Linked DNA regions of Homo sapiens: region 2 is linked to region 1. The links are chromatin loops, found by intact Hi-C in ENCODE. Cell type or tissue: HCT116. All regions are shown on one strand. Links, peaks and the distances in the headings refer to the core of each region. The heading gives the core; the rest is flanking DNA.

Region 1 (11,946 bases), core at 1,491-9,490:
ACAAAAATTTATCTCTCACAGTTTCCGGAAGTTTGAAAGTCCAAACTTTCAAACACCTGCAGAGTCAGTGTTTGGTGAGGGCTGCTCTCTGCTTCAAAGATGACATCTTTCACTGTATCTTCACATGGCAGAAAGGGGAAACAAGAACAGACTTCCTCCAGCACTTTTATATGGGCACTAATCCCACTCATGAGGGAGGAGCCTTCGTGACCTAATCATCTCCTATAAACCTACCTCTTAACACTGTTGCATTGAGGATTAAGTTTCAACGTGAATCTTGGAGGGACACAAAAATTCAGACCACAGTAGGGTCATAACCCAATACCACCGAATTCATTTCTTGCTCAAATTGTTCCAGCTTTGGCCACTGGGAGCTCTTCTGTTGGCCCTTGTGCCCCTTTGACATATTGTGATCAATGTGGGGTTATATCATTATTGTAATTGTTATTTTCAGCACTTCCTTATTTTCTGGCACAAGATGTTCCAGATTCATCGTGTATATTTTCTGTTCCAGATCTAGAATGTGCCATTTCTCCAAGGACTGTGCAGTCCTTTTTTACACTTCTTTCCTTTTAAATTTATTCCGTGGTTCTAGTTCTTCCTTGATCCTAAAAGTTTAGGTCAAATTGTATACATTTTCCCGGTTAGTTTTATTTAGTAAATATAAATATATTATTTAGTTTTATTATAAATACATTATTTATAATAAATATAAATACATTATTTATAATAAATATAAATAATAAATATCCTGGTGTTGTCAACTTAAAATGCCCAGAAATATGTAAAAGTGAAAACAAAACTCTTGATTTAAAGATACGTTTCACTCTATCTTTCCTGGCTGCCCGGCACTTCTACCTATGCGTCTTCCCTGTTCACTGACCTAGCTTCTGTTCTTTTGGTGCTGGAAGCACAAAGAGGGTGTGAGATTCCTAACGTTATTGTGATTATCCATGGGCTTTTCAAATATGTAAAGCGGATTACCTCAAAGGCCCCCTTTGGCTTCTTTAGAGACACAAATGCTGAGGATCTCTCACCTGAGCATCCCTCGATGAGGGCTGTTGCGTCTTGATTTCATCTGGGTAGTTACAGGCATCATCCACCACGAAGTTTCCAACCCAGAGTCAGGATGCAGCTGAGCTTGACGGGCGTGGTGCAGACGTCGGTGCAGCGAAAGCTGAGGAGCCGTGGGCGTTCACCCGGGTGCCGGTGTTTCTAAATCGCGGGCTGCGACCTGCATACTCAGGTGCCAGCTGGGAGCAGAGGCGGATTTGCGAGGCCAAAACCTGGGTGTGACTTGGAATCTCAGTCGCGCTATGGGGGTGCACGCTGGCTCAAATCCCCGTGGAAGATGCACCTGTGACCTGCCCAGGCTGCAAAACCAGGTGCGCTGCCATGGGCACGACTCACTGGGCTCCATTTTCACCACAGGGAACTTGGACCGCCTGACATTGAAAAAGACTGAGGTAGCTCGGGGGCAGCCAAAAGAAACCAGAGGCGGGGATCCTAGTATCATTCAGGAAGTGGACCCAGCCGCAAACTCAGGAGCGTTCCAAGTGTCCAGAGCGTCTGGTAGTCGCAATAGCCAGTGATCAGTGACACCCCCAAGAAAGTGATAGCGACAGAAACATGGCGACTACTTACACTGCCGCCCCCGTGCGCCCCTGCGCGAGCTCTGCTGGAGGCGCCCGCGGGAGCGCCTGCGGGAGCGCTCCACTGCGGAATCCGCCGCTCTCTTCTCTGAGCAGTCTCCTACTGCCATCTAGGGAGGAATACGGGGATACCGGCTGGAGTACCCTCTCTATCTTCTTGCCTGCAGGGGTCGCAGGATAGATGTTTCGAGAGCCTATAAAAGTCATACAGTGCTATGGTGGGTGCACGCTAAACGTGCCTTTGACACTGTGATTAAATCACATAACCCATATAAAAAGTAATTGGAAAAGACAACCCCCAGAATGGAGAGAATGTTTAAAAATCGTATTTCTGATAAGAGATTAATATCCAGAATATATAAATAACTCCTGAACTCAACAACGGGAACAAATAACTCATTTAAGAGACAAGAGAAGGATTTGAATAGACATTTCTCTAAATAAAATACATAAATGGCCAATAATTACATGAAAAGATGCGCAACATCATTGATCATTAGGGAAATGCAAATCAAAATAACATGGAGATAGTACTTCACTCCAACTAGCATGGCTATTAACAAAAAAACAGAAATTAACAGGTGTGGGTAAAGATGCGGAGAAATTAACAGGTGTTGTGCATTGCTGGTGGTAATGTAAAATGGTTCAGCTGCTGTGGAAAACAATGGGAGTTTCTCAAAAAGGTAAATATAGAATTAATTAATATACGACCCAGCAATCCCAATAGTAGGTATGTACTCCACACAATTGAAATAGGGACGCAAAAAGATATTTGACATCAATGTTCATATCAGCATTATTTATAGTAGCCGAAAGATGGAAATAACCCAAGGGTCCATCGACAGATGAATGGATAAACAAAATGAGGTATTTTGATACAATGGAGCTGGCTACTAACCACCTGCTCCTGTATTACCTAAAGGCCTTCACTCCCTAACCCATTGGTCTTTTTTGTCCATTATTTTTTGTAGGGGTTATAACAGCATTCAAGTGTGGAGTCAAGGCTCACTTTAAAATGCATCAAACATAGCTATGTATCAATTCACCACAGTCCGTCAAAAGGCCTGTGACGCACTCTCTCTGGGGGTATTTGAGCCGATATCCCAGTAGTCAACACTAGATGGCAGTAGGAGACTGCTCAGAAAATGGAGAGCGGCGCCCACCTTGCAGTGCGCAGGCGTCGTCAGTAGACATCGCGCAGGCGTCGTCAGTAGACATCGCGCAGGCGTCGTCAGTAGACATCGCGCAGGCGTCGTCAGTAGACATCGCGCAGGCGTCGTCAGTAGACATCGCGCAGGCGTCGTCAGTAGACATCGCGCAGGCGTCGTCAGTAGACATCGCGCAGGCGTCGTCAGTAGACATCGCGCAGGCGTCGTCAGTAGACATCGCGCAGGCGTCGTCAGTAGACATCGCGCAGGCGTCGTCAGTAGACATCGCGCAGGCGTCGTCAGTAGACATCGCGCAGGCGTCGTCAGTAGACATCGCGCAGGCGTCGTCAGTAGACATCGCGCAGGCGATGGGTGAGGCGGCTTTGGCCGCCATGTTTTCGTCGCAGTAACTGCCTTGGTGTCAGTAGTCATTGCCAGTTTCGGGCGTTCTGGACAATTGGGATGCTGCAGAGTTCATGGCTGGGGCTGCTCGTTGGGTGGGACAAGAATCCTCTGCAATGGTTTGTTTTGGCTGCCCAGGAGGTGCGTCAAGTCGCTGCCGCTCCCCTCGTGGGCGTCAGGCCTCAAGAGTTCCCCGCCTAGAAAATGGAGCTCAGCGAGTCGTGCGTACCATGGTGCACCTGGTTTTGCAGCCTAAGCGGGTCACTTTAGTGCATCCTCCTCGCGGATTGGAGCCTGTTTGCACCCCTATAGCCCGAATGAGACCCAAGTCACACGGGCTCAGAAGTTCTTTGCCCCTGGCCATGATCCCCCAGCCAGCCACCCGAGTTTCCAGGCCTCAGGCGCTTTGGAAACGCCTGTACGTCGCCTGTACCTGAATGGCAGGTACTCATCTGCTTTAGCTACATCATAGTCTGCACCACTTCTGCCAGCTCGATTGCAGCCTGGATTTGAGTCAGAAACTTTTCATGGTGGATGAGGGTTGTAAATATCCAAAGCGACTCCAGATGAAATTGCCCTCATCAAAGGAAGCTCAGATGACAGATTTCTGCATAGAAGCCAAAAAAGCCTTCCCTCAAGGAAAGAGTCAGTTTCAAGTATTTGCAAACTCAGAACAGTGTCAATTTTAGATCACTACAATGCTGCCCATCAAGGAAGAACCCTATTGCTCCCTGGCGTCTCTCCTTGAGCCCTAAACACAGTAGATTCAGAAACTAAGTCAGCAAATGGAGGAAGATTCTTAACCGTGATAAGTTGGAAAACGTGCGTCAGAGGGCCACATCCCTTCCTCGAGTTCAGGCTACCACCTGACTGCAGGTCAGAGCTGGAAGAGACAGTGAAAATGTAAGTTTAAATAAAGATTGTCGTTTTCACTTTTACATACTTAAAGCCATTTTAAATGAGTCACGGGCAGATATTTATTAAATAAAATGACCAAAAAATTAATGGGATTTGACCTAACTTTTATCCTGGGGCAGGGGAAGAACTAGCACTGCAGAATACATTTAAGCTGCGAGCCGTGGCTCCTGCCTGTAATTCCAGCACTTTGGGAGGCCAAGATGGGAGAATCACTTGAGGCCAGGAGTTTGAGACCATTCTCATCAACATAGCGAGTCAACTTAGGGAGATCCCATCTCTATTTATTTTTTAAAATAAAAAAAAGAATAAATTTAAAAGGAAAGAGGTGTGAAAACGACAGCTACTTAGTAATTAAATTCTGTGAGTCATGGCTTGTTCATGGGAATGATTCTATTTGAATGTTATAATAATTTTGTTTCTAATTTCAGAAAGTATTTTGGTCCTTCTGACCAAGTCTTTGTATCTGTGTAAATCATGAGTTAAAGAAATAACTTTCCAAAAAGAGGTTGAGATCTTCTGATTCAGGACTTAAGCATTGTGAGTGTCAAGGGGGTGTGGTGTCAGTGTTGAGATGTGTGGCCCTGTCCCTGTTGGTGGTCTTGGTTTCAGACTTCTGTCAGGAAAGAGTCAGACAGTGTTGACTAGGAAAAGGAGTTCTGTGGTGTCTGTGGTTTGGTCTGTGGTAATTTTGCTGAGCCAGAAAGGGAATTCCAGCCTTGATGTCCAGGGCTGACTCTCCGGGCAGGCTGCCCATTGGTGAGTGGGAGCAGTGCCTGCTGTGCTTTCAGGACTGTGTCCATCACTTCCTGTCCAGGTGGACACTGTAGCGCAGGCTTCCCATTGATGGACGGGAACCTGATCTCCCTGTGCTTTTACTGCCATGCTCATCACGCACTGGGGATCATCAGCCCACCTTTTAAACCCAGCCCACAATTGGCCAGTTATCTTGTGGGTGATAGTGCAACTGTCTGTGTCGCCAGGCTTCCCACACAACTATCTGCATCTGGTTTGGACTGGCTAAACCAGGCCACACCAAAGGTCAGGGGAGCCTTAGATACATAACGCTTATTTCAGGTGTGAGGGAGCATGTGAAGGCACCCTGATTGCATCTTTAGGAAGTGTTCATTATCGTGATTGCGTTTTTATATGTAACATTTAAAATATTGTCTAACTTATTACTTTAAAATAATTTTAGACTTACAAAGAAGTTGCAAAAACAGTATGGTGAATTTGTCTTTTTCACTCAGCTTCCTCTAATGTTGCATAGCCTTAATAAAATTATTGAAACCAGAAAACTAATACTGACATAATACTATTAACTGATCTGCAGACCTTATTTGAGTTTCATCAGTTGTCCCACTCGTGTCCGCTTTCTGGTCTAGGATGCAATCCAGAATTCAGTGTTGCAATTCGTTATTGTGTTTCCTTACTCTCCTCTATTCTAGGATAGTTCTTCCTTAAGCCTTACCTGTCTGATAAGCCTTGTCTTATCAGACAGATAGTCTTGTCTGTGTATATGCAGCCTAGCCCTCAGCCAGGAATTTGGGGAAGACTCCACAAGGACATGTGGTGCTTACCTCTGCACAGTTCTTCTTTGATACCATACCTCAGAGACTCCAGGCTCACCAGCTGCCCTGAATGCCCTCAGTGCTGCAGAACTGCTGTCCTGTGCTCAGATCCCAGCTATCTGCATTGCACTTGGGAAATTGTTCTTTGACAACTTGTTTATCTAAGGGCTCACCCTGTAAATGTCCATCCCTTGTGGAATTGCAGTCTTGTGCTACCTGTTGTCTGGTACCTAAACACAGTGGCTTCATATACTTTATTCTGTGTGCAGTTTTATAGTTGTTAATGTCAAGAGAGCTAGTCTAGTTTCAGTTAACACCATCATGGCTAGAAATGGGAGAATCCTCACTTTCATTTTGAAGGCTATTTTAGCAGAGTATACACTTCTACATTGGCTGTTTCATTCTTTCACTCTTTAATGAGGAAATTCCTTGTTAGTACTATTCATGTCCTTGGTTAGCAGGCCAGTCATGCTTTCAGGAGTCTAGTTTTCACACCATCTTCTCTTCAGTTCAAATTACTGTTACTTTCCTTTTCTGTTTCCCCATACCTGGGTCCATGAAGATGTATTTACTATTACTACTATCATTATTAAGACAGTTAAACTCTCCTGGGTTCCTAGGTGGGAGAGAAGTTTAACTGTCTACAAGTATAAGGGGAGAACTGGAAGGCAAAAGAGGGTAGCCTTTTGGGGCAAGGTGTTTCTCTTTAGAGAGACTGTAATTCTCTTGATCCCCACAGGGTGGAGGTAAACTTGGCTGGTTTCCTAGTTCAGTGCATACTAAACCTCTGAACTTGCTTGTGTGCCACTGAAGAGAGGGAAGACACATTGAGGAGAAATGCGGAGCTGATACAGACAGGCATATTGTACACAACCAAGATAAGTGGGATCAAGCCGCCCTGTAAGAGAGAGGGTAGAAGCAGGGACTTCTGGCTCCCTGAACTGTTAACTGTGTCTCCATTTTTTTTTTTTTTTGAAGACACTCCACTCTGTCACGCAGCTGGAGCGCAGTGGTGCAGTCATGGCTCACTGCAGCCTTGATCTTCTGGGCTGAAGTCGTGTCTTCATTTTTGATAGGAACGTTATTTTGACAAAATGTGGGACAGCTGATGAGCCTATAGATGTAACTCTCTGATGTAGTCAGTTAGTCATATGGGTAGCTCTCCTTGACAAACTGCATAGGAATCTCTTTTGTCCTCTTAGTAGGTGGTAATTTTCCCCTGGGTGTGGGATGGCTAAGAAGGACTTGCACAATTACATAACCATGGGTGACATCTCCAGAAAGAAAACCTCCGATAAACATGACATTTTCTCTTTTGGGGCATTTGGATTCAGTGCATTTTATTGGCAACTGTCCTATGTGTTTAAATTCCTAGAACTGAAACCCTGGACGCACGGTAGCTCATAATTCTTGTTACATAAGATAATTTGTTTATTGTTTTAGTTTTCAATTAGTTTTTCCTTAACATATAACTGAGTGCATCATAAACAATTTGCTTTAGAATTTCTACTTCCAGGGCTGTTACTGACTGGATGCAGTGCACAAAGACATACGTATAAGACTATTTTTTTGTGATATTTTAGAGCAATGGTGAAAAGTTGGGAACAACTTAAATCGTTTTCAACAGAAGACTAATGAAATAAATTACTGAAACTTATTCACAAAATGGAAATCTAGGCAGCTGTAAGAAATGGATATGTGCTCTTAGGGATTTAAAGGGGTGTGTATAACATTATCCCATAAAGACTAAAGTGTGGTACGTGTGTACATTTATATTAATATGTATGCAAATGTGTAGAATATAGAAAAATTCAGACACTATGTTGTAAACACAGTTACTTTGGGGAGGAGAGGAGGTGCGATGAGAGAATACCAACCATGGCTGTATAATCTCTATTTCTGAACATACACAACATTTTTCAAGAAAATATATTACTTTATTATTTGAATTATTATTTTCAGCCATATGTATAGACTGAAAGGAGAGAGAGACAAGGAGACAGAAAGAGACAGTGACAGAGAGGACAGAAGAGTCACAAAGAGTGGGAGGAGAGAAAGGGAAGGACCTTAGCCACAGAAAGTTGAGAGGAGAGTAAGTTGGAAGAGGTAGTGATTAGAGATTTTGCGCATTGACAGTGGTTGACTTGGCTTCTGGGGTAGGCCCTGGAACAAAGTCCTCTGATCCTCGGTTGTTTGGGAATAGTCAATTATGTAAGGGTATTCTGGTGCTACCAGTTTTGTGCAATGGTGGGCATTTACTGCTATAAACTTCCCTCTTAGACCTGCTTTTGCTTTTTCCTACAGATTTTGGTATGTTGTGTTTCCATTTTGTTTGTCTCAAGAAATTTTTAAATTTCCCTTTTAATTTCTTCACTGACCCAATGATTGGTCAGGAACATGTTGTTTAATTCCCATGTCTTTGTACTGTTTCTGAAGTTCCTCCTGTTACGGATTTCTAGTATTATACCATTGAGTTAGAAAAGATACTTGATATGATTTCAGTCTTCTTAAATTTGTTAAGACTTGTTTTGTGGCATACATATGATATATCCTGGAGAATGCTCATGTGCAGTTGAGAAGAATGTGTATTCTGCAGCTGTTGGATGAACTGTTTTGTATAAATCTATTAAGTTCATTTGGTCTAGAGTATAGTTTGAATCTGATGTTTCTTTATTGATTTTGTTTTGTCTGGTTGATCTGTCCATTGCTGAAAGTGGGGTGTTGAAGTCCCCTACTATTACTGCATTGCTCTCTCTCTTTACTATTACTGCATCTGTCTCTCTCTTCAGATATATTAATATGTTAGGCCATTCCTACATTGCCATAAAGAAATAGCTGAGACTGGATAATTTATATAAAAAAAGAGCTTTCATTGACTCACAATTATGCAAGCTGTACAGGAAGCATGGTGCCAACATCTGCTTCTGAGGAGGCCTCAGGAAGCTTACAATCATGGCAGAAGGCACAGTGGGAGCAGAAGCTAGAGAGAGAGTGTGTGTGGGAGGTGTCACACACTTTTAAAAAACCAGATCTTACAAGAACTTATCACCAAGGGATGGCACTAAGCCATTCATGAGGGATATGTCCCCATGATACAAGCACTTCCCACTGGTGCCCCCTCCAACACTGGGTATTACATTTCAACATGAGATTTGGTGGGAATACAAAGATCCAGACCATATCATTCCACCCCTGTCTCCACATCTCGTGTCCTTTTCACGTTGCAAAATACAACCATGCCTTCCCAACAGTCCTGAAAAGTCTTTACTCATTCCGGCATCAACTCAGTCAAAAGTCTCAAGTCTCATCTGGACATGAATTCCTTCCACCTATGAGCCCGTAAAATCAAAACAAGTTATTTACTGCCAACATACCATGGGAGTACAGCTATTGGGTCGCTCTCCAAAAGGGAGAAGTTGACCAAAAGAAAGGGGCTACAGGCCCCAATGCAAGTTTGAAACCCAGCAGGGCAGTCATTAAAACTTAAAGCTCCTGCAGTGAGCCGAGATTGCGCCACTGCACTCCAGCCTGGGCAACAGAGTGAGACTCCAGCTCAAAAAAAAAGGAAAACAAAAAACACCAAAAGAAAACAAAACAAAACAAAAAAACTTAAAGCTCCAAAATAGTCTCTCTTGACTCCAGACTGTAGTGTTGGGTGCATGTGTATTTCATATAGTTAAGTCTTCTTGTTGAATCTGACCCTCTATCATTATGTAATGCCCTTCTTTTTCCTTTTTGATCATTATTGGTTTAAAGTCTGTTTTGTCTAGAATAAGAATAGCAACCCCTGCTCTTTTTTGTTCTCTGTTTGCTTGATAGATCTTTCTCCATCCCTTTACTTTGAGCCATTTAATTTGAGATGGGTCTCTTGAATACAGTATACAGTTGGGTCTTGCTTCTTTATCTAACATGCTCCTCTGTCTTTTAAGTGGGGCATTTAGCCTGTTTACATTCAAGTTTAATATTGATATGTGAGGGTTTGATCCTGTCATCATGTTGTTAGCTGGTTGTTATGTAGACCTGATTGTATAGTTGCTTTATAGTGACAGTGGGCCATATACTTAAGTGTGTTTTTGTGGTGGCTGGTAATGGCGTTTTGTTTCCATGTTTAACACTCCCTTAAGGAACTCTTGTAAGGCAGGTCTGGCAGTAATGAAGTCCCTTAGCATTTGCTTGTATGAAAAGGATTTTCTTTTCTCCTTTGCATTTTTGTTCTTTGCAACAACAAAGAAACCATACAGGAACATTGGTTGCCTTCTGGGACACCAACAATTCAAATATTTTATTGCTTTAATAGTGCTTCATATTTCATGTAGGCTCCACTCATTCTTTTAAATTATTTTTTCTTTGTTTTTGTCTGACTAGGTTACTTCAAAAGACCCATCTTTAAGTTCTGGGATTCTTTCTTCTGCTTGATATGGTCTATTTTTGAAGCCTTTGAGTGTATTTTCTATTTCATTCAATGGATTCTTCAGTTCTAGAATTTATCTTTGGTTCTCTTTAATGATACCTATCTCTTTGGTGATAAATTTCTCATTCATAGCCCGAATTGTTTTTCTAATATTGTTGGTTTTTTTGTATTGTATGTCATTGAGAACAACTCACTTCTTTAATAACAACATATTGAATTTTTTCTGGGATTTCATAAATTCCTTTTTTTTCTTGTTTTTTGGAGATGGAGTCTCGCTCTGTCTCCCAGGTTGGAGTGCAGTGGTATTCCACTGTCCACTCCAATCTCCTTCTCCTGTGTTCAAGAAATTCTTGTATGTCAGCCTCCTGAGTACCTGGAATTACAGGTGCGCACCACCATGCCTGGCTAATTTTTGTATTTTTAGTAGAGACAGGGTTCCACCATGTTGGCCAGGCTCATCTCAAGCTCCTGACCTCAAGTGATCTGCCTACTTCGGCCTCCCAAAGTGCTGGGATTACAGGCATTCGCCACCACACCTGACCTCATAAATTCCTTTTTGATTGGGATCTGTTGCTAGTGAATTATTGTGTTCCTTTGGATATTTCCTTACTTTTTCATGTTTCTTGTGTTCTTACGTTGATATCTGCACATCTGGTGTAAGAGTGGCTTCTTCCAATTTTTTGAATTTGCTCTCATGGGGAGGATTTTTTTCCTGAAGTTGTATCTATGATGTTGGTTGGGTAGGGAATTTTGGCTTTGATTGTGGGTACATGCAGTAGTGTAGTCTCTGTGTGATTTATTTTGGCTATAAACAGCATCAGTGGTGTCTTTCATTTTCTCAGTGGCTTAGGGTGCAATTGTTAGTGAAGGCTATTATGAAGTTTTGCTGGAGACTGGGATGCCAGGTAGGCCAGGTTTTGGGCCACGGTGGCAGTAGTGGGCTGAATGTGCCTGTCTTTGGGCCCCAGGGTGGCATACACTGGCATCAGTGTTAGCAGGTCCAGGCAGGCCAATCGTTGGTCCTCCAGGTCGCTTGATCAGGTATTGAGAATAGCAGTGGTATTTGGATGGGTGGACAGGTTCTTGGGCCCTGGGCATAAGTAGCATGGGCAATGGCAGTAGCAGTGATGGGACAATCCTCTGAGACCCAAGCAGTCTGTGCTGATGTTGGTGGTAGCTGGGGTGCACTAGGCAGGCCATTCCTCAGGCTCACAGGTGGCACCTGCAGGTGGGTGCTGGCTGTGGTGGTAGTGGCAGGCTGGTTGGGCCTAACCTCAGATGTTAAGAGAAGTGTTCAGGTGCTATCAGTAGTAGACCAGGTTGCGTGATCTGCAGGCCCCTTTGATGGGTGCTCAGGTACTGGGGAGGTGGAGCTGTGCCAGGCAGACCTGTTCTCAGGCCCCCAGATGATGTATGTAGGCACTGGCTCTGGTAATCAGGGATAGGGTGATCCTCAGGCTGCCAGTGGAATGCTCAGTTGAGGGCAGCAGGAGCTGCACTGCGGCCATGCTACTGGGAACAGTGAGACTGCTTTTAGTGGGAGCAGCGTTAGGCAGGTGGCTGGGGCATGTGTGCTTTGCCTGTGCCTCAACCCTGCAGTAGCCTGCAAGTGGCAGCAGGCAGTGGAATTTGTCCTTGGGGCATGAGAAAATGCATGACTGCCCCTCTACTGATGGGAAAGGGTTGCTGTCATCAGTTTCCACTTTGGTCCTGGCAGTGGGTGGGGAATGTCAGTTGGGCTCCAGGGATATCGGGATGTGAGGGCTGTTTGGCCCAGGGAAGGATGCAGTCTAGTGGAGGTGGAGCTCATACAATGGTGCCTTGATGCAGCTGATTAGGACTTAGGA
Region 2 (11,765 bases), core at 3,766-11,765, 410 kb after region 1:
TTTATCACAAAACAGGATGTTATTTATCCCTGGGGCAGGGAGGGATTTGAGATGGCCAGAGCACATGAGGGGCTTCTGGGAGGACGATGATTTCTAGATCAGATGACAGTAACATAGGACTTGCTATGTAATTATTTGCCAAATTATATATTTGTGTTTAGGGCACGTTTCTGGAGGCATGTTACATATTCTACAATTGTAAAAAAATGTTTTTTTAAAAAACACAGCTACACATTCAGGGTTATAGCGGTGAAATAAATGTTATCACTATTTTTTTCTAGAATATTCTATGGCTGAAAACCTGAACGCAGCAGTAAAAGTACACGTTTTTAAAACGACTCATAAACCAAATGCACAAAACACAGTCAGGTGAAGTTTCTCTCATTTGTTACGGAGGTTGGTCGTATTTCTTCCTGGTGCCTGGAAGACGTCACGTGGTCTGAACACAGTCTTGGCTGGTGATGATTCCTGATTTTTGTCTGAAATCCTTGGCCAAAGAAAAGAAAGAGAACAAATGAGTCTCTTTATTTTTTTTTAAAGAAGGTTTGTATCATATTTCTCGAATTCTAAATGTATATTTATGTTTGACAAAAGTTATAAATATCTACTTGAAGAGGTAACACAGGAGAAAAACTGGCAAGCCAAATTTAATAAACGTAATGAAGAGTTTACATTGTGTTATGTGGAGAGAGATCATATTCTCTTGTTATGGGCGGAATCTTATCGTCTTGTGGGCTTGGAAGATGTCACACAAAGGAAATAAGAATCACATACATTTACAGACAGGCCTGGCCAACATGATGAAACCCCATCGCTACTGAAAATACAAAATTAGCCGGGCGTGGTGGTGGGCGCTTGTAATCCCAGCTACTCGGGAGACTGAGGCAGGAGAAACACTTGAACCCAGAAGGCGGAGGTTGCAGTGAGCCGAGATTGCACCACTGCACTCCAGCCTGAGCGACAGAGTGAGACTCTGTCTCAAAAAAACAAAAACAGAACAAAAAGAAAAAAAGAATTACATAAATTTAAGCCCTAAATGCAAGGAAATAGGTTAGGTAGGACATTAGGACCGAGGGGTCACCCTAATTAGGAACAGAAACGTATGATCCAAGAGTAGAGAGATTTTTTGCCAACTGAAACAAGATTTCTGCAGGAATGAGGCCATCTTTCAGGGCCACCCACTCACCCCGGGGAAAAGTTTTTAGCTTAGAGGTTGAAGAGAAAAATGAATCATTTGGACATCTTTCCTCTTTTTCCCTCCCCTTGGCTAAACCCAGTATTTCCATTAAAATGCTCCACGTCCATCCCACCCTACTTAGTCTACTTGCTTTTGTTTTGTTTTTTTCCCTAGCACCATTTATATAGACTTTTTTTTTTTTGAGACAGAGCCTCGCTTTGTTGCCCAGGCTGGAGTGCAATGGCATGATCTCGGCTCACTGCAACCTCCACCTCCCGGGTTCAAATGATTCTCCTGCCTCAGCCTCCTCAGTAGCTGGGATTACAGGCACGTGCCACCACACCTGGCTAATTTTTGTATTTTTAGTAGAGACTCGGTTTCACCATGTCAACCAGGCTGGTCTCGAACTCCTGACCTCAGGTGATCCACCTGCCTCAGCCTCCCAGAGTGTTGGGATTACAGGCGTGAGCCACCGAGCCCAGCCATAGACATTCTTTATCTGACCACAAAAGTGATGTATGATTACTGTAGAAAAACTTGATAAATATGGGGAGAAAATCACCCATCATTCTGCTGCACATATATCATTACCATTTCACTGTAGAACGTTTTGCTTATTAAAGTTAGAATATTGGTTTTAAGGAGTTCGAGGCTGCAGTGAGCTGTGATTGCACCACTGCACTCCAGCTTGCACGACAGAGCAAGACCCTGACTCACACACACACACACACAAAGGAATGTCATATCAGCAGTCAGACTCCCTGGGTGTCAACACTTCCTGGTGGTGTGGCTTTGGACAAGTAATTAATTAACTTCTCTGTGCCTCAGTTTCCTCATCTATAAAATGGTAACTATTAGACTAGTACCAAACTCATAAAGAGGTGAGGCTTAAAGAAGTCAATTCAAGTAATGGTCTTAGAATGGTGCATCACAAGTACCCAATAAATGTAAGCTATAATTATCATCCATGTGAGGATGCTGTAAGGATGAAATGAGTTCATTCATACAAAGTGTTTGGAACAGCCCCCTTGGGGCCAAAATAGGACACCTTGTTGGCTCTATGTAAAGATTCACTATTAAAATTAAGGAAAATGTTTTAATTGGGGGATGCAAGAGTTTCATATCTTTATTTCATATAGCTACAAACTTAAACTAAGGCTAGATTCTAAAAATATGTCTGTTCATTCAAAGCACATAAAAAGATGCTCAATATCATTCATCATCAGAGATATTATTAAAACCATGATGAGTTGCCAGCCTCCTTGCTTTCTTTTATACACAGCAACTCAGGCCAGACGCGGTGGCTCATGCCTGTAATCCCAGCACTTTGGGAGGCTGAGGCAGGATCACTTGAGGTCAGGAGTTCAAGACCAGCCTGGCCAACATGATGAAACACCATCTCTACTAAAAATACAAAACTTAGCTGGGCATGGTGGCATGCGCCTGTTAATTCCAGCTATTCAGGAGGCTGAGGCAGGAGAATTGCTAGAACCTGGGAGGCAGAGGTTGCAGTGAGCTGAGATCGCACCAATGCACCCTAGCCTGGCAACAGAGAAAGACTCCGTCTCAAAAAAAAAAAAAAAAAAAAAAAGAAAGAAAATAAGAGAAAAGATGGAGAACAACCTGAATGTCCAATAATGGGACTGATTTTCAAATATGGTTCATTCACACAGTGTAATACTACACAATTGTTAAAAAGAAAAAAAAAGGCATGAGGAAGATCTCAATGTGCTGATAAAGATGTCCAAGCTACAATGTTAAGTGAAAAAAGCAAAGTAAGGATCATTATGCATAGGATGCTACTATTTATGTCGAAAGTAAGGAAAAAATGCACCTATTCATATATACTTTATATGCATTAAAAATACTTGGAAGTGGCTGGGTGCAGTGGCTCATGCCTGTTATCCCAGCACTTTGCAAAGGAGGCCAAGGCAGGCGGATCACTTGAGGTCAGGAGTTCAAGACCAGCCTGGCCAACATGGCAAAACCCCGTCTCTACTAAAAATACACACGAAAGGACCAGGCACGGTGGCTCACGCCTATAATCCCAGCACTTTGGGAGGCTGAGGTGGGTGGATCACCTGAGGTCAGGAGTTCAAGACCAACCTGACCAACATGGTGAAACACCGTCTCTACTACAAATACAAAAATTAGCCAGGCATGGTGGCGTGCACCTGTAATCCCAGCTACGTGGGAGGCTGAGGCAGGAGAATCGCTAGAACCCAGGAGGCGGAGGTTGCAGTGAGCCGATATTACACCATTGCATTCCAGCCTGGGGGACAGGGCGAGACTCCATCTCAACAAAACAAAACAAAACCAAAAAAAATGCACACAAAAAATTCAGCTGGGCATGGTGTTGTGTGACGGTAATCCTAGCTCTTCGGGAGGCTGAGGCAGGAAAATTGCTTGGACCCGGGAGGCGGAGGTTTCAGTAAGCCAAGATCGCACCACTGCACTCCAGCCTGGATGACAGAGCGAGACTCCATCTCAAAAAAAAAAAAGAACACCTACCCGGTAACAGCATCTCCACCAATCACGCCAACTCTGGTTTTGAGCCTCTGAAATCAAGAAACTCTGCTTTCAAACAGCTTATGTGAGCTTCTGTTTTTGGCCAGGAAAAGCCTCTCTTTGTCCCCCCTCCTCAGACGCATCTGTGGCTTGCCATAGCCCTGCATCCTGGATTACAATCCTTTGTGCTTACTCCTGAATACATTCCTGCTATCAGAAGACATTTTTCTCTGATGTCTTTTTTTTCAGGTTGACACAATAGATAGCTTATTTCTTTACCCCGTTTATTGTCCTTGTCTTTTTAACAGACCATCAGCTCTGCGGGTGGGGCCTTTCTATCTGTTCTGCTCTGGTGTGCCCCCAGCTTCTAGAACAGGGCTGTGCTGTGTTGAATTGTGTCTCTCAAAGTTCATGTCCACTCAGAATCTCAGTGAAGATGAGATCATGCCGAATTGGGTTGGGCTGTAGATCCAATGACTGGGTCCTAGTAAGAGGAAAGGTACAACCAGGTGCAGTGGCTCACACCTGTAATCCCAGCACTTTGGGAGGCCCAGACGGGCGAAATCAACTGAGGTCGGGAATTTGAGGCCAGCCTGGCCAACATGGTGAAACTCCGTCTCTACTAAAAACACAAAAATTAGCTGGGTGTGGCGGTGGGAACACCTGTAATCCCAGCTACTTGGGAGGCAGAGGCAGGAGAATCGCTTGAACCCAGGAGGCGGAGGTTGCAGTGAGCCGAGATCGTGCCACTGCACTGCAGCCTGGGCAACAGAGTGAGACTCCGTCTCAAAATAATAATAATAATAACAATAAATCCTAATACAGACACCTATGCAGATACGTACAGAAGTTGTTGGGAGTATTTCATTTTTTATCAAATAAAGGGGAAAGGGTCATAGTGTATGAACTTTTCTTGCATCTCACTGTGTTCACTCAAAAGGTCCCAGTGGAAACTCTCCAGTCCGTCCTTTCAAGACTGCAGAAGAACCCTTGTGTGGTTGGACCATGGTTCACTTGGCCACTCTCCTATCTGTGGGCATTTGCAGGGCCCGGGCTGTTTTGCCAACACAGTGAAGCCACCTTGATGCTTAAAACTTGAGCCCATGCCAGCCTGTGGTGTGCTAGAAATCCTCACTCTTTATGAACCCAATCATCTCGTGCACCACGGTGGTTGTGTTGCTTTACATTTTGTGTGTATTAAAGCCATCATTTGCTAAATGTCACTGATTAAACTATACCACCGTTCAGTGGTGCGGCTGAAATGATTTGACACATCTTCATTTTCTAATGAACCAGGAGACTTTTCTAAAAAGCAGACTGGGCCGGGTGCGGTGGCTCACGCCTGTAATCCCAGCACTTTGGGAGGCCGAGGTGGGTGGATCATGAGGTCAGGAGATCAAGACTATCCTGGCTAAGATGGTGAAACCTCGTCTCTACTAAAAATACAAAAAAATTAGCCAGGTGTGGTGGCGGGCGCCTGTAGTCCCAGCTACTCTGGAGGCTGAGGCAGAAGAATGGCACAAACCCGGGAGGCGGAGCTTGCAGTGAGCCGAGATTGCGCCATTGCACTCCGGCCTGGGCCACAGAGTGAGACTCCGTCTCAAAAAAAAAATAAAATAAAAAATTAGCCAGGCGTGGTGGTGGGTGCTTGTAATCCCAGCTACTCAGGAGGCTGAGGCAGGAGAATTTCTTGAACCTGGGAGGTGGAGGTTGCAGTGAGCTGAGATTGCACCATTGCACTCCAGCCTGGGAGACAAGAGCAAAATTCCGTCTCAAAAAAAAAGCATTCACAAACTCCTAAACCCACAATTTTAAACACCATGCTCCAAGACTCATCAGTCTAGACACACACATGCATACAAGCCTATGCACAAACACAGATCAATACAGACACCCACACTATGTGCAGACACATACACCTACTCATGCACACACTCACACATTCACTCACATAGACACGGACACCCATACACACCCTAATGGCTGAGGGGTGAGCACACACCTGTATGCACACTGGGACACTCAGACATGGATTCACATACACACCCCTAAGTGTACACACACACATACACTCAAGAGACACACGTGTCAATCACACACAAGGTTTTGATCCTCCCACCCCCTCTGAGTATCCCTGACACTTTGGGCAAATCTGTCTCCCACTAGAGTCTCTGTTTCCCCCTTGAGTGGACATACTATTTTCTGCGTTCCATTCCCAGCATCTTCAGTGTGACATCCAGTGAGGCCCCAGGGGTGCAAGGAGCCCTTGGGTAACTTGAGATGAGATGCGAACAGAGGCGTCAATATTTTCAAATCAAGGGGGTTTCAAATGGAGCCTGCAGGGCCAGTTCCCCTGAGGTAGCCAGTTGATGCCTCTGGGGTATGGTTTCAAACGCCCCAGAAAACCAGAGATTTGACTCCAAATCAGCCTTCATCTGGACCAGTCCAGCCACCCCTCACTGTCACTAAAGAGAAAAATGAGAGGCCACAGGTGATTCCAGAACACAGACATGAAGGGAAGAGATGCTACCCTGAGATAGGGGTTGGGGGAGGGGGGCTTTCTGGGTCCCCCTCCCAGGCTCACTGGGTGTGACAAGAGAAGAGGAAATGGTTAGAGATGGGAGGAGGGGTTTGGAGCCCCGCTGCCTGACTCCCCCAGCATTGCCCCTTGCAAGCTGTGTGACCTTGGGCTGATTACTTGACCTCTCAGTGCCTCCACATCCTCATGGGAAATGGGGATCACAGCAGAGCTTTCCTGCCAGCACTGCCCAGGGGACTGAAGAGGGTGTGATGTGTTTGTGAGGTCATCTCGTCTTATTTCTGCTACGTATCAGCGGCGGCCAGCTCTTCACTGCACACCTCAGCCCTGACAGGGACCCCAGGGCAGCGGTGCCCACCCCGGCTGCCCCTGGAATGACCCAGAGCCCATGTCCAGCCTGCAGATCTCGGCAGCCGCTCTCGGAATCTCTGAATGGTGCAGGGCACGGCTGGGGCAGCAACAGTCCCTAAAGCTCCCCGGTGATTCCAAGCAATGGGCAGCCGGGGCTCACAACCGCGACCCTAGGGGTCCTAGAGACCATCAGACGCCACAGCCGTGGTTCTCAAACTAGTCCCGCATCGCAGGCACCTGGGGGTCCTTTGAAAATGCAGCTTGCTGGACCTCACCCCCAAAGGGGTTCTGTAGGTCTAGGGTGGGCCCGAGAATGTGTATCTAGTTCCCAGGAGACGTTGACGCAGGTCCAGGACCTGATTTTGAGAACCGCTGTCCTGCAGGAAAGTCCGCTTTCCCCAGCCTGGCGTTCAAAGACCAGGGAGGGTTGTCCCTTTAAAGCGCTGGGGAAAGCGCCGTGGCCCCACGATTTTAAACGGCGGAACTGGGGTGCCTCCTGGTGGAATCAGCGGGCATCGCAACTCGCGCGGATTCTTCCCCTGCTCTGGAGTCGTAGGTTGCGGGGGCAAAGGGAAGGGTCGTCGTCTGCGGCGCAGTTCTAGGACGTGGCCACATTCCCAGAGTTTGGGGATCGCTCATTTCCCGCTTAAGCAGGCCGAGGGGCCAAGACAAGTTCAGCCTCTAGGGGAAAGGGTCTGGACCCCGGGATTCTTCGCGGTGGGGAGGTGGCGGGGGAGGGGGGAGAGGGAAGAGGTGAGGGAGGGTCTGGGGTCTGGACCCCAGGATACCTTGGCCTCATCCTTGGGGGAGGACCATTCCGTCCCTCCCCTGGGGCCGGGAGGGCCGATTATTCGAGGGAGCCGTAGAGTAAGACAAACGTGGGTTCCAGCTCCCTTCCTTGCCTCTCTGAGCCTCGGTTTCTCTATCTGGGAAATGAGGGTGAAAATCTGCCTTCATCCTCTTCCCTCCTTCATCCTGCCCTCCTCTCTACAGAGCCAATAAAGACGCACAGACATATACATTCGAATGTGTCCACCCCCAGATCCACACAGAGACACAAACACATACACACACAACCTCAGCCCGCCAGTCACCTGGTCAGCTGAAATCAGGCTCCTGAAAACTCTTCAACCACTTCCTGCCATCCCCACCACCCTGCGCCGGTCCAGCCTTAGGCCTGTCCCCTAGGTTCCCGCCCCAGCCTCCTCCTGCTCCAGCCTTGCACCCTGCACACGACAGACCTAAAGCATAAACCTCTCCCTCTCCTGTTCAAATCCCTCCCATGGCTCCCCAGCGCTTAACGAGGCCCTGAGGCCCTGCCAGTCTGCACGCCCTACTCCAGGGACCTCTTCATGCTCATTTGCTGCCTCAGGTGAAAATCCAGCCAGACAGCGACCACCATGGAGGCAGGCGGCCTTCTTTGGCGTCACTGCCTCCACTCCACCAGCACTTAGCCTGGCATGGGAGGGGCAGTAATTACACGCTAATAACCCCCTACAGTCATACCCTTGGCTTGGGAAGCTTTTGCCCTGGCTCTTCCTACACCCCGGTCATGGACTTCCCCCAGGCAACCGCCGGCCGCACGTCCTTCGGGTCTTTGCAACATTCAGAGACCCCGTCTCTACAAAAAATGCAAAAAGTAGCTAGGCTTGGTGGCGCGTGCCTGTGGTCCCAGCTACTCTAGAGGGAGGCTGAAGTGGTGGGAGGATCGCTTGAGCCCAGGAATTCGAGGCTGCAGTGAGCCGTGATCGCGCCACTACACTTGTCACCTTCTCAGTGAGGGCTTCCCAGGCCACTTTCCCAGGCCCGTTTATGACGACTGCAAACCCTCTCCTGCCCCGGCCCTCCTCGGGCCCCCTGCTTGCCGGACTTTTGTCCCCCAGCAGGTCTCACCCCCTAATGCATGGATTTCGTCCTCATCTAGGGAGCGTAACCCCAGCCTCCCCACCGCATGCTCCCTGCGGGAGGGTCCTGTTTCCTGCACCAAGAACAGGGCCTGGGACGCGCCAGCCCTGGATAAATCTCATGGACTGCGCGGATGGCGCTGAGGGCTCCTCCCAGACAGTCGCCTTCTCTCCCAGGAGGGGGCAACCGCGCTCCGCTCCACCCGTCGCCAGAGGCTCCACGCGCGGGACAGACCCGGCTGCTGCAGCCTGTGCTGGTCTCTGTGCACCGGGACCCTTCCCTGCAGGATCTCAAGGCCTTTACGCGGCTGCTCCTTCGACCCCAAACACTCCTCCCCATCCCCGCCGGAGCACTCCCTCCAGGAATGAGGGAATGAAAACAATGTTTCTTTCCAGCACATTCCCCACCAGGCCTATCTGGGATCTGACTCACCCAGTCCGCGTGGTTCATTCCGACCGTCAGTCATTCAACAAATAACAGCCGCCGCCGCGTGCCAGGCACGGTGTTGGGGCTGGGGACACGAAGGGGAAAGGCCAAGCCACACTTTTTCCCTACGGAGCTGGCCCTAAGCCGCTCTGCCGCGCCTCTCCCCGCCACGCCCACCTGCCCCCATGCCGCATAGGTCCCCACAGCCACCGCTCAGGGCCCTCTGCAGGGGCTGCTGCTGCTGCAAGCCCACGGGGCGCTGGGGGGAGTTTGAAAGCAGGAGGAAAGGGACGCCATTTGGGGGAATGCTCAGGCCGTGGTGGCAGCAGCAGCTGGCGGTCACTGCGGTGAACCAGGGGCTCCCGGGTCTCTCCTCAAGCAAGCCGGCCCCGTGCGTGGAACTTGGCAGTCCTACACTAGGGCTCTGATCACCAGCCTTTCCCAAGTGGCTCCTCCAGCCCTCGGGAGGGAGCAGCTCCCTGCATTGCTAATATTGGGACAAAACGATCTCCCTGTTTTTGCACTTCCTGATTGCAATACCCCAGTCACCAATTTCCTCTATTAACCTCCCTGACAAGTACAGTCGGTGTGCCAGGGGGCAGTCATAGCTCTGAAAAATAAAGGGAGGAAGTGCAGAAAGGGTTCCTTTTTTTTTTTTTTTTTTGAGACGGAGTCTTGCTCTGTCACCCAGGCTGGAGTGCAGTGGCACGATCTCAGCTCACTGCAACCTCTGCCTCCCAGGTTCAAGCGATTCTTCTGCCTCAGCCTCCCAAGTAGCTGGGATTACAGGTGTGCACCACCACACCAGACTAATTTTTATATTTTTAGTAGAGACGGGGTTTCACCGTCTTGGCCAGGCTGGTCTTGAACTCCTGCCCTCGTGATCCACCCTCCTCGGCCTCCCAAAGTGCTGGGATTACAGGCATGAGCCACCGTGCCTGGCCGGCCACAAAGAGTTACATTTTTATAGGTGGTCAGGGAAGCCCTCCCTAGGAATGTGGCATTTGAAGAAAGGTCTGAGTGACATGAAGGTTGGAGCCACGCCTATAGCCCAAGGAAGGGCACTCCAGGCTGCAGGAAGAGCAGTGCAAAGGCCATGAGGCAGGAATATGCCTGGTGTGTCCCAGAGACCTGGGTGGCTGAAGCCACAGGAGACACAGAGAGGGCAGTGGGAAACAAGGCAGAGGGTGAGATGGGGGTGGAGTGTGTAGACCTGAGCTGCGAGGGAGAGCTGCATGCGATGGCCATGTCCTGCACCAGCACCGTGCAATGCGGTAGCCACTGGCCACGTGTGGCTCTTGAGCACTTGTGACGTGGCTGGGAAGACTGAGGACATGCATGTGTATTTTTATTTAATCTTAATTACATTTAAATCCAATTTACCCCGTGTGATTACCTAGTTGAACAAAGCATGTCTAGACAGTCCTAAGAACTGCAGATATGACGGCACAGGAAGGAGACCTTGGGGGATCTGGGGAGGCGAGGGACGCAATCAGACCCCAGGTGTGACTTCTAAGAGGACGTCTCTGGCAGCCATGTATGGTGGGGGGACACAGGATGGAGGGAGGCAGAAAACTCAGGTAGGATGGAAAGCTGAGTCTGAGGTCCAGGGCACAGGTGAGGGGTGGAGGCTGGGGGGAGAGTGCCTGCAGCTGTGGCCTGGCAGAGTGTATCTGGGTGGAAGCTAGGGTGGGGATTGGCTGGGCGGGGTCTCCATGGGTGTCCAGGGGCTTCGGAGCTGAGGCTGGAAGTGGGGAGGCATCAGGGGTGGGAGTGGAAGCTGGCTCAGATCTGCAAGGGGTGAGATGATGCTGGGGGGTAGGGAGAGCCAGGCAGGGATCCCGAAGCAGCAAAGGACAGTGTATGTAAACCAGTGACAGGACAGTTCCCAGGTATTCTGGGCAAACCACAGTCAAGACCGTGGACATCTGTGGCCCACGCTCCCACACCCCGCCTGCCCCACTGCCCAGAGCACAGAGAGAGTACAGTGCTGAATTTCACTTTACTGGAGGATCCAGGTGACACAGGGCACAGGGAGAGAAGCCTAGGACTGCTACGGGAGAAGCACACCTGGGGCCCTCCCCACCCACAGGCAACACCACAGGCTGCTGTGCCCAGCTCAAGGTACACCCAGCCTGGTCCTCAGTGGGTGGGTCACTGTCCAGGGACAGCCTCCAAGCAGAGGGGAGCACCCACGCCCTGCAGCAGGTCTCAGTCAGCTTCTACATCTGGGTGTCCCTGACATAGGACTGGGACAGTCTGGTCTGGACTGTGAGGTCACACCCAAACCCTCCTATTCCTTCCCAGGGACAAGTGGGGCAGGGCCCCCTGGCACGATGGGCTCCTCACTGCCAGGGAATGGAAATTGGGACGAGGAAGCACACACATTGCCCCAGGGACAAGAAGGCATGAATGAAGGTGGGGTCCCGTGGAGACTGATATTTAGGTAAAAATCGAGCTCAGCCGGGGTTGCAGGAGCTGAAGCATACGGCACGGCACGGCACAGACTCACATACAACTCAAGCGTGCTTGGGACAGCAGGTTGTGAAGCCTCACAGCACCGGCCCGCCTACTCTGGAACCTCCAGGGCAGGGCTGGGGTTTCCTCCCCAGGTCATTTCATCCCCTGTAAGGAGGGACACGCGGCCGGCTTCTGCACTGCCCAGGTGAGCCTCTGTCCCTCACAGTGCCCTTCGGGGCCCCTCTGGCCTTTAATTCACTCAGGGGGTGAACCCAGGGACTTTCAAGTCTTTTAGTAAGGGCTGCAAGGCCAGCGCTGAGCGGTGGGTCAGCTCCACTGGAGAGGGGGCACCCAGGGGAGCCACAGCCTATGGGAGGGGCCAGGGCCCACTCAGCCCAG

What was found. Hi-C counts contacts between places; a loop is a spot of excess contacts. Peaks named below come from ENCODE experiments on the same cell type or tissue, not always from the same donor. Only the 100,000 strongest peaks of a DNase experiment are listed, where the experiment ranks them.
Region 2: it touches region 1 in a loop (2.5-fold over the local background); 2 of 110 quality-filtered maps call a loop at or near these places.

Annotation. Positions count from the first base shown.
Region 1 is chr19:46,075,983-46,087,928 of GRCh38, forward strand. It overlaps a transcript of IGFL4 not described here and a transcript of IGFL2 not described here. Among named protein-coding and RNA genes, the nearest start is that of IGFL4, 41 kb to the left of the region's middle. In HCT116, for the core only: CTCF peaks have their summits at 1,809 (motif pointing right), 2,768 (motif pointing right), 3,006 and 6,419 (motif pointing right); DNase peaks (open chromatin) are centred at 1,789, 2,745 and 6,439; H3K4me3 peaks cover 327 bases; H3K27me3 peaks cover 2,550 bases.
Region 2 is chr19:46,480,954-46,492,718 of GRCh38, forward strand. PNMA8B (PNMA family member 8B) reads right to left here. Exons shown (of 1, transcript NM_020709.3): 1 at 10,238-11,765. Among named protein-coding and RNA genes, the nearest start is that of PNMA8B, 9.0 kb to the right of the region's middle. In HCT116, for the core only: a CTCF peak has its summit at 7,090 (motif pointing left); a DNase peak (open chromatin) is centred at 7,048.